Linked DNA regions of Mus musculus: regions 2 and 3 are each linked to region 1. Evidence: chromatin loops called from intact Hi-C (ENCODE). Cell type or tissue: left cerebral cortex. All regions are shown on one strand.

Evidence for each region. A loop is a pair of places that touch in the nucleus more often than their neighbours do. Peaks named below come from ENCODE experiments on the same cell type or tissue, not always from the same donor. Only the 100,000 strongest peaks of a DNase experiment are listed, where the experiment ranks them.
Region 2: a loop joins it to region 1, with 5 times the contacts of the local background. A loop is called at or near these places in 9 of 42 quality-filtered maps.
Region 3: a loop joins it to region 1, with 2.9 times the contacts of the local background. A loop is called at or near these places in 6 of 42 quality-filtered maps.

What each region holds. Positions count from the first base shown.
Region 1 is chr2:102,588,653-102,591,152 of GRCm38, forward strand. All of the region lies in intron 3 of Pamr1 (peptidase domain containing associated with muscle regeneration 1), which reads left to right. Among named protein-coding and RNA genes, the nearest start is that of Pamr1, 40 kb to the left of the region's middle. In left cerebral cortex, a CTCF peak has its summit at 1,545 (motif pointing right); a DNase peak (open chromatin) is centred at 1,563.
Region 2 is chr2:102,659,847-102,662,346 of GRCm38, forward strand. All of the region lies in intron 1 of Slc1a2 (solute carrier family 1 (glial high affinity glutamate transporter), member 2), which reads left to right. It overlaps LOC115489466 (a long non-coding RNA gene), which reads left to right. Exons shown (of 2, transcript XR_003953884.1): 1 at 1-2,500. Among named protein-coding and RNA genes, the nearest start is that of Slc1a2, 2.4 kb to the left of the region's middle. In left cerebral cortex, a CTCF peak has its summit at 1,435; DNase peaks (open chromatin) are centred at 481, 710, 1,059, 1,372 and 1 more place; H3K4me3 peaks cover 2,500 bases; H3K27ac peaks cover 2,500 bases.
Region 3 is chr2:102,673,927-102,676,426 of GRCm38, forward strand. The region is part of intron 1 of Slc1a2 (solute carrier family 1 (glial high affinity glutamate transporter), member 2); the gene reads left to right. It overlaps LOC115489466 (a long non-coding RNA gene), which reads left to right. Exons shown (of 2, transcript XR_003953884.1): 2 at 1-2,500. Among named protein-coding and RNA genes, the nearest start is that of Slc1a2, 16 kb to the left of the region's middle. In left cerebral cortex, a CTCF peak has its summit at 1,537 (motif pointing right); DNase peaks (open chromatin) are centred at 741, 1,536, 2,339 and 2,498; H3K4me3 peaks cover 762 bases; H3K27ac peaks cover 2,365 bases.

The DNA of each region.
Region 1 (2,500 bases):
ATATAACCTCTTCAGTCTGGATAATGTTATATATACATAATGATATGTATATTTTCAGGGATGACCATTTGGCCTTGAACAACTAATTGGTGTGCTCTTCCCTGGGGACGAGCACCTCCTCCATTCCTGGCATTCCTCTGTTTTTTAGAGTTCCTTGTGTATGGCTGAGCCTTGTGGACCTTTCTTCATCCAGTTTGGCATCCAGTCCACTGATGTCATCCTCACTCAGCTCGTGCAGTCGTGCATGGGACTTAATAGTAGCTTCTGATATTGCTAGGAGACACAATTTCCAAACAAACTCCCTGATCTTCTTGCATTTATGATCTTTCTGCCCCCTCCTCTATAATGTTCCTGAGTTTTAGGTACAGAAATATTCTGTAAATTTATCTATTGGAACTACATTCTGGTTAGCTGTGATTTTTTGCAGTGGTCTCTGTCTGTTGCAAAGTTAGGAGAACTGATTTCAGTTTGTGTCAAGCTGACAAAAACTAACCCAGAAGGCCAGAAAAGTGACACCTGACAGGTAATTCTAGCAATATATCAAAGGCTCATTGAAGTGGAGCCAGTGCCGTGTGCAAAGGTCATAGCTAGGAATGCTACTTCAGTGGCTAGGTGAGAGGAAAGAGCAAGTGATGAGAGGAGCTTAAAGAGCAAGATACCACTCATTGACACGCTAGAAGTATAGCGAGGGACCTCAAGTTCGTCTGAATAGCAGGTAGCCAGAGATATCCCATGCATGGCTTTCCTAAAGTCTCTGTCAGTTGTGTGCTGGGTTGAGCTTCAGTATAAAAGCTGGCTGCAGAGTCTGACTTGTTGGGTTGCCAAAGGCACCACTCTAAAAGTCGAGCTTTCTTCAGGACAACAGAGTTAGCTCAGAGAAGATACCGATCCCATTAGACAGGATAAGTAGGAAGTTTGTGGTATTATTTATCAGATGGTACATTCATTCAAAGGAATGCACCCCAGGTGCTGGACACATAACGACAAGCAGGCAGCCGGTCTCTTTCATGGTAGAGCCTGCCATTCAGCAAAGGAAGATAAAAACAACAAGACCAAGTAAAAACAAACCTGGAGAGCAGTCCATTCCGTGAAGTAAACAAACAGAAGAAGGGCCAGATTCCTCTCTGCATCCCATTCTGTCTGGGACACATGGGAGGCTCTGATTGCATTCTGCCTGTTTTGAAAGCCTCATTCCACACAGTGTATGCCATCACAGCCGCAAGTACAAATGGTGCATTTCTTATGGAAGCCCAGTCTGGTCATCACGGATTACAATGAACCCTCAAGGAGAATGAAGTCCATCTGTGGAAACAAGGTCAAACCCAAGACGACAGCAGTTTCATGTTCTTAGGTACTTGTTGCCTATGTAAATTCAAAGCAAATTCAGGGGAAGAAGCAATGCATTTGTCTGTCTGCTGAATGCTTATCTGGAGTTGGCCATTATACTGCCTTCTGTGAAGGTGAAGAGGGGATACCATACTTGGGTGGTCCTATTCTAGCTGGGGCACAATACAGGTGCTGCAAGGCTGTACCACTATTTTCCCAGTAGATGGCGCTCAAACAATCCTTTCCTGCCTGTCCTTTCTCCTGAAGGAGGAGGGCTTCTTTCCTGTAGGGAAACTTTCCATTTCCCTTCCTGAGTAACATGTAGAATCTTAGCAGGAAAGGGGGAAGGCAGGTCAACACTGAGAGGCTCAGACATTTGGAACTAGAGAGACAGAACAGCACCTTAATTTGTTACTGTCTGTACTTTTGATGATATTGGCACCTCCTTACAGTCGTAACAGTCAGTATGTGATCGTTTCATCCATGGTTATGAGATTCTAGTCTCCAGGAGAGTACCTGCATGCCTAAGTCTAGAACCCAGAGACTTGGATCATTTTCATCTTTCTGCATTAGGACAGATAGTTTGATGGTCTCAAAACTATCTGTGCTGGGAGCCATGGGTGCTATATTACTAAAAGAAAGATCTATTTCTTTGTACTTTCTCAATGTTTCAGTTAAAATAATTTCAAGTCTACAGGGTTGAAAGAACTCTCTGTGTCCATGCTGTCTACTTGGATTCACCAATTATCACTTTACAAAACGTAACATTCTTTCTCTTTTTAATACTACAAATGTTAATATTTTGTGTTTTATGATGTTAGCATAATCTCTCCTTCCTGTGTTTTCCTCTTGAGAGACAGGGTCTCAGGATGTAGCCCACTGTGGCCTGGAGGCCTCTGTCTTTCTGCTTCATCCTTCCAAGTGTTGGAATGACAGCTGTATTTCATGATGCCTAATTTTTCTTTCTGAACCTCAGATTTGGCCAGTGAAGACTTTAAAAACCACCGTCACACTGGTTTTGAGCACCCCTCCCTCCTCCTTTTCACTCCTCATAAGCATTTTGAGTTCACCTGTACTTCTTTCCCAGGTCCTCAAACCAGCAACTTCTCTGTGACTCTGAGTTTCTTTCAATGGTGGCACTCAGGGCTGTGACTAAGTGCTTGCGATTTGAGGT
Region 2 (2,500 bases), 71 kb after region 1:
GAGGGAAGGAAACCTGTAGCTTGGAGCAAGAGTTTCCAAACTATCTGGACTATCACTGGCATTTTTATTTTGCCTGTGGCCTTGGAGGCGCCCCTCGCCTCTTGAGGCTGCAGTTGGCATGATGATCATTTCTGTGGTAGGACAACTGTATTTAGCAAGGGGAGAGTATGGGGGATGCACAAGTCCCTTGAATACTCATTCCAAGGTATCCTGGTCCTGTCTCCCAAATGCACTTCTCAGGCTTCCCGGAGCCTAGAACAGAATAAAAATAATAACTAGGGACCCCAGCTTTTGGGCTACTTCACAAATGGCACTAGCTGCTTTGGAGAGATCGGTGAACCTACATGTGACCTCAAAAGCAAGTATGAGGGTCTTCTCGGGACTGTATACTCGAGTCCTTGGTTCTGGCATTTTCTGGGGGCATGTTTAATAGAAATCAAACTCCGCCAACTTTCGGTGAGGTGGTGGGTGGTGAGTGGAAAGATGGTGTTTAAAGCCAGACATCGAGATTCCAACCTCAGACAAAGAAAATACGTCTAAATCTGCCCATCTTCATCCAAGAGAAAGAACCTATTCATCTATTTCTCTCATCCCACGAATCTTTCCAAACATGCCTCGCATCTTGTCTGACATAAAATTTCTTCACATTGCTTATTTACCAGTGTGGACCTTTGGAGTGGTTACTTATCAGAAAAGGTGCTCTACTTTGGTGCTTGTGTGCAAGGAAGGCAGTATCATGTGCTCAAACATATCTCTAGAATTACATATTAGGAGCCCACATGACTTAACATCAGCACACTTCTGTGTTTGGTTTTAAAGGCTTTCATCTTAGAATGGGTATAAAGGTATTTCAGGCTATCTACAGGACCCTTCCTGAATTATTTCTGCCTTTAGAGTCTCAGTTGGAAAACATCTTTGAAAAATATTGTCTTCCAAATGCTGCAACCAACTTATTGTCGATTCTGGTGGCCAGAGGGGAAAAGAGAGGACAACAAACACCCCCAAACTCCATCCATGGCTGCCAAATGGTTTGACATTCAGAGTAAAGCAGGTGCGATTTTCAGGACTGAAACCATTACTAGTCCAGCTAGTGCCACCTTTGTGCATTGTGCAAGGTTAGGAAATGATTGTCAAAGGAACTTGTATTTAAGAGATGAAAGAATTGGAAAAAAAAATCTAAAAACCGGAAACAAATGTAGAAAAATATATTATTTAGGGGCAGTCATCAGTCAGCTGGAAACATTCTGGAAACCCTTCTTTTCTCCCAGAAGCCTTTGCAGAGTCTCTGTTCAGTAGAATGGACCTGCTGGGCTCTCTGGTCGAGATAAAGAGGCAGAAATAGCCTTGGAGAGGGCTTTCTGAAGGCTGTCTCAGTGGAGACTTTTAGTACTAAATTGTTCTCCTGAGTTGGTGAGATCTGTTGGCCCCTTCTGATATCTTTGGGTAATGCACCTTGTAACAGAAACCCAGGAAGCATCTCCAGGATGGTCTCTTTTGTCAGCCTTTGTCTTCTAACAATATTAAAGCTGTTTTTTTTTTTCTGAAATATACATTGCTTATAAGGATACAGAAATAGCAATGTAATTACATGCTTTCGGTTTATAGACATTCAGCTCAGCTCAGCTCCGGGATGCTGGGGTAATGGGGTGGTATATTAAACCAATCGATCTGGGGACTGTTCATCTGGTGTTCACGTTGCCACCAACAGCATATGCTAATTACTCCTTTTTTTGTCGAATTATTAGAGGCAACGGATACAGTTCTTTAGCACTCTTTTCAAAGCTCATTTGTATATTTTTACATTCACTTCTTTCAATAGCTGCATGAAGTAAGCGAGCCAGTGAAATAGACTTGAAAGCTCAAAACTGTGTACAACAAAATGTTATCTTTCCAGGATGATTCTGGGATTTGGCATAGCTTTGGGGTATCATCTGGAAATGTCAGTTGTCAGTAATGAAAGTGTGAGCCCTGGATGGTGCCTATTGTTGGCTTTTTTGGAAATCTTTATATATATATATCCAGCAAGTGGCCTTTTTAGAATACTTTCATAGCTTCTGCGTTTGATCTTTGCCATCTTACAGAGCATTACTGTCCGGTTATTTGAAGTTTCTGATTGTGTTTCACTGGGAACATCAGCATGGCTTTTGTAAAACTCAGCAGTGGCTCTCATAGTTTTCAGGTTCTGAGAAGTGTTTTCCTATAGAAGCAAGGTTCAATTTGACAGCTGAATGTCTTTTGTTTGTTGTTGCTGCTGCTGCTGTTGCTGCTGAGTCCTGGGTGTGACTGGAATCACTGAGATGGTGGCTTTTAGGTTCCTGACCCAAATTGGAAAGAGATTACAAGTCGCTGGTGACAGGCAGGGTTTTGTCTGTTATTGACTGGGTCACAGTAGAGTGACCAGATGCTGAAGAGACAACCATTTTAGAAATATGTTTTTAAGGGATAGGGATAGCCCGGTCTCCACATTCATCAGAGACTCCTGGCAATCTATCTTCTGATC
Region 3 (2,500 bases), 85 kb after region 1:
GGTGCACTTAACATTCACCCATAACTGAATAGATGGTCCTATCCGTGTGAGGGAAGCCGGGGTAGATTCTTAAGAGGGTGACTACTGCGATGGGCTTCTTCCTGGGGGGCTGTTCTGATGTGCTTTGTTCAGGCCTCTCTCAGCACATCATTAGATCAGATAGTGCTAAGTGTTTTCTAGTCTGCCTGCTTACTGTCTTTCAGATCTCTCCGAGGATCGGGACTAGCTTAATTTATTTTCACTTCCTCTTATTATCTCCATCCCAGGGAATGCTGGTGTAATTGAATTGTCTACTTTGGGAAAGAAACTCAGAAGGGCGTGGAGTGGGGGAGAAGAAATAGGCTTAAGCCAGTGAAAAGGCCAGGATTGGGAAAATGTGTCTTTTTGCTCCTTAGGAGGTGATCATCTTCATATGGTGCTGGTGGTCAATGATATATCCCTGCCCAGCAGTCAATAACCAGCCTTCTTATTGCTAAGAGTTAGCAGGGTTCAAGTAGGTTACAAAGCCACCCTTTGGGCAACAGCTCATCTCCTGAAGCCAAAAATAGATTTGCCATGTTCACCTGTGTCCCTGCTCTACTGCCTGGGAAAGACTACAAATTCCTCTCTCTGCACTTCTTTCAGAACACAGTGGATTCTGGTCAGATGAACATCACTGAGCCCTCGCCTTTCCTGAGACTGTCTGTCTCCCTTCAGAACTGTGTCTTTTCTTTTTCCTTGTTCTTTGCAAAGGGAAGCAAGAAGCTGGAATGAATTAGGCATTCAGATACAAAGAAGGGCTCTGAGTCAAAGTTGGTATTTAAATTGCATCAGTGAATAAAACCTGGGGCTTGACAGTTTAACTGCTTATAAAACTGATTTAGAAGAAGAACAGTTACCAGAAGCTGCCGGTTCTGTGGCTAAATTGTTGCTTTTGATTACTACAGAGCTTCTTAGAACATTTAATCATTCCCAGTGGAGTCCCCTTACTGTGACTTCCTGCAGGTAGAGAAATGACATCTTTAAGTATGTGTGTTTGCTGCTAATCCAAAGGAGAATGCTTTACACACACACACACACACACACACACACACACACACACACACATTTCCCCTCTGACATGGACTTCTTTACTTTCCTGGTGCTTGGCTGTGTTTGGGGGTATTTGTTTCGTTCTCTTGGGATAAGAGGGTGAAAACCATTCCAGGAACCGTCGGCAGGACAAACAGCCAGCATCTGAGCCTCCTAGGGAAGTCCTTAGCTGCGGCTTCCCTCATGGCTAGTAGGGTGCACGAATACTAAAAGCCTGCCAGATTCAAATCCAAGTCTGCAGGTTCTGAAATGAAAATAAAATCAAAGTATAAATTCTACATTTTGTAGTTTCCTCTGACACAGAGGCCATTGTAAGTCCCGAGAACCAGGCATGCACCCACGTACTATCTTCCTCCTTCGGGAGACTCATCATGCATTTCTAGTCAAACCACTGTCCAGGCCATCCACCAAACCACTGTCCAGGCCATCCACCATTGTTTGACAAACAGGCCCAACCATTTCTCCCAGCAGGGGGCGCTGTGGGGCTGATGACCACAGGCCGGGCAATGGGATTTTCCTGCCACTCTAAAGCAAGAGCCAGAGGGTGAATGGCTCTTTCCCAGTCCAGCACCAGCTGACCCCTGGATTTTAAAGAAGGAAAGGCCTGATACTTTGATTTTCAAACATTCCAAGTTACCCTGAGTTGTCAAATCAGCCAGAGATCCAGAGTTCTTCGGGGACTACCTTTTGCTGGGAGGAATTTGGCAGTCTTGGTTCTTGTTACCCATTTTGGCCCTAGATCCTCTCTCTCACGTTGTGCTCCTGGATTCTCCTCAGCCAAGTGCAAGAAGGAGCCTTGATTCCAGATTCAGGTACGTGTAAAATGTTTCTGTCTGGGTTATTGACAAACTGGTTTAAGGCGAAGGGGCGATTGTATGATAGATCTGGAGTTGGCTCTAAGGCTGAACGGAAAGGTACTTGAGGAAATAAAGAGAACATTTGAAAGCTTGGAGGCGCCCCAGAATAAATAGTTCAAGAATGAAGGCACAAAAACAGATATTCTTTTCAAAATGACTAACTAGGCACCCCAGAGGGCTAACTTGTGTTTCAAGCCAGTTGGCAACAAGATTAAAGTAGGCATGGAAACCCTGTTTTAGTTAAAGGATACTCTCCCTTAGGAGTCAGCGTCCATATGTCCTCTAAAGGGCTTTCCCCTCTGCCTGTGGCTAAGCTACGGAGGCAAACCAGTGAGGGGGGTGACTTGCTCACATTCTGAAAGCAGGAAAGTCACTGTTCTGCCCCCAGATGTAGTTTTAATGTCTCACTGGAGGCATTTTAAGTGAAGGCTTGGGATCCTTTTGCTACTGGCTCACAGGGTGTTTGTTGAATGGGTAAATGAGCGAGAGCCTCCGGAGAGAAAGCTTGTTAGAGGAGTCTTTATCATAAGAACTTCAGATTTCTCCATCAAGAGCATCTCAGATTACTTGGG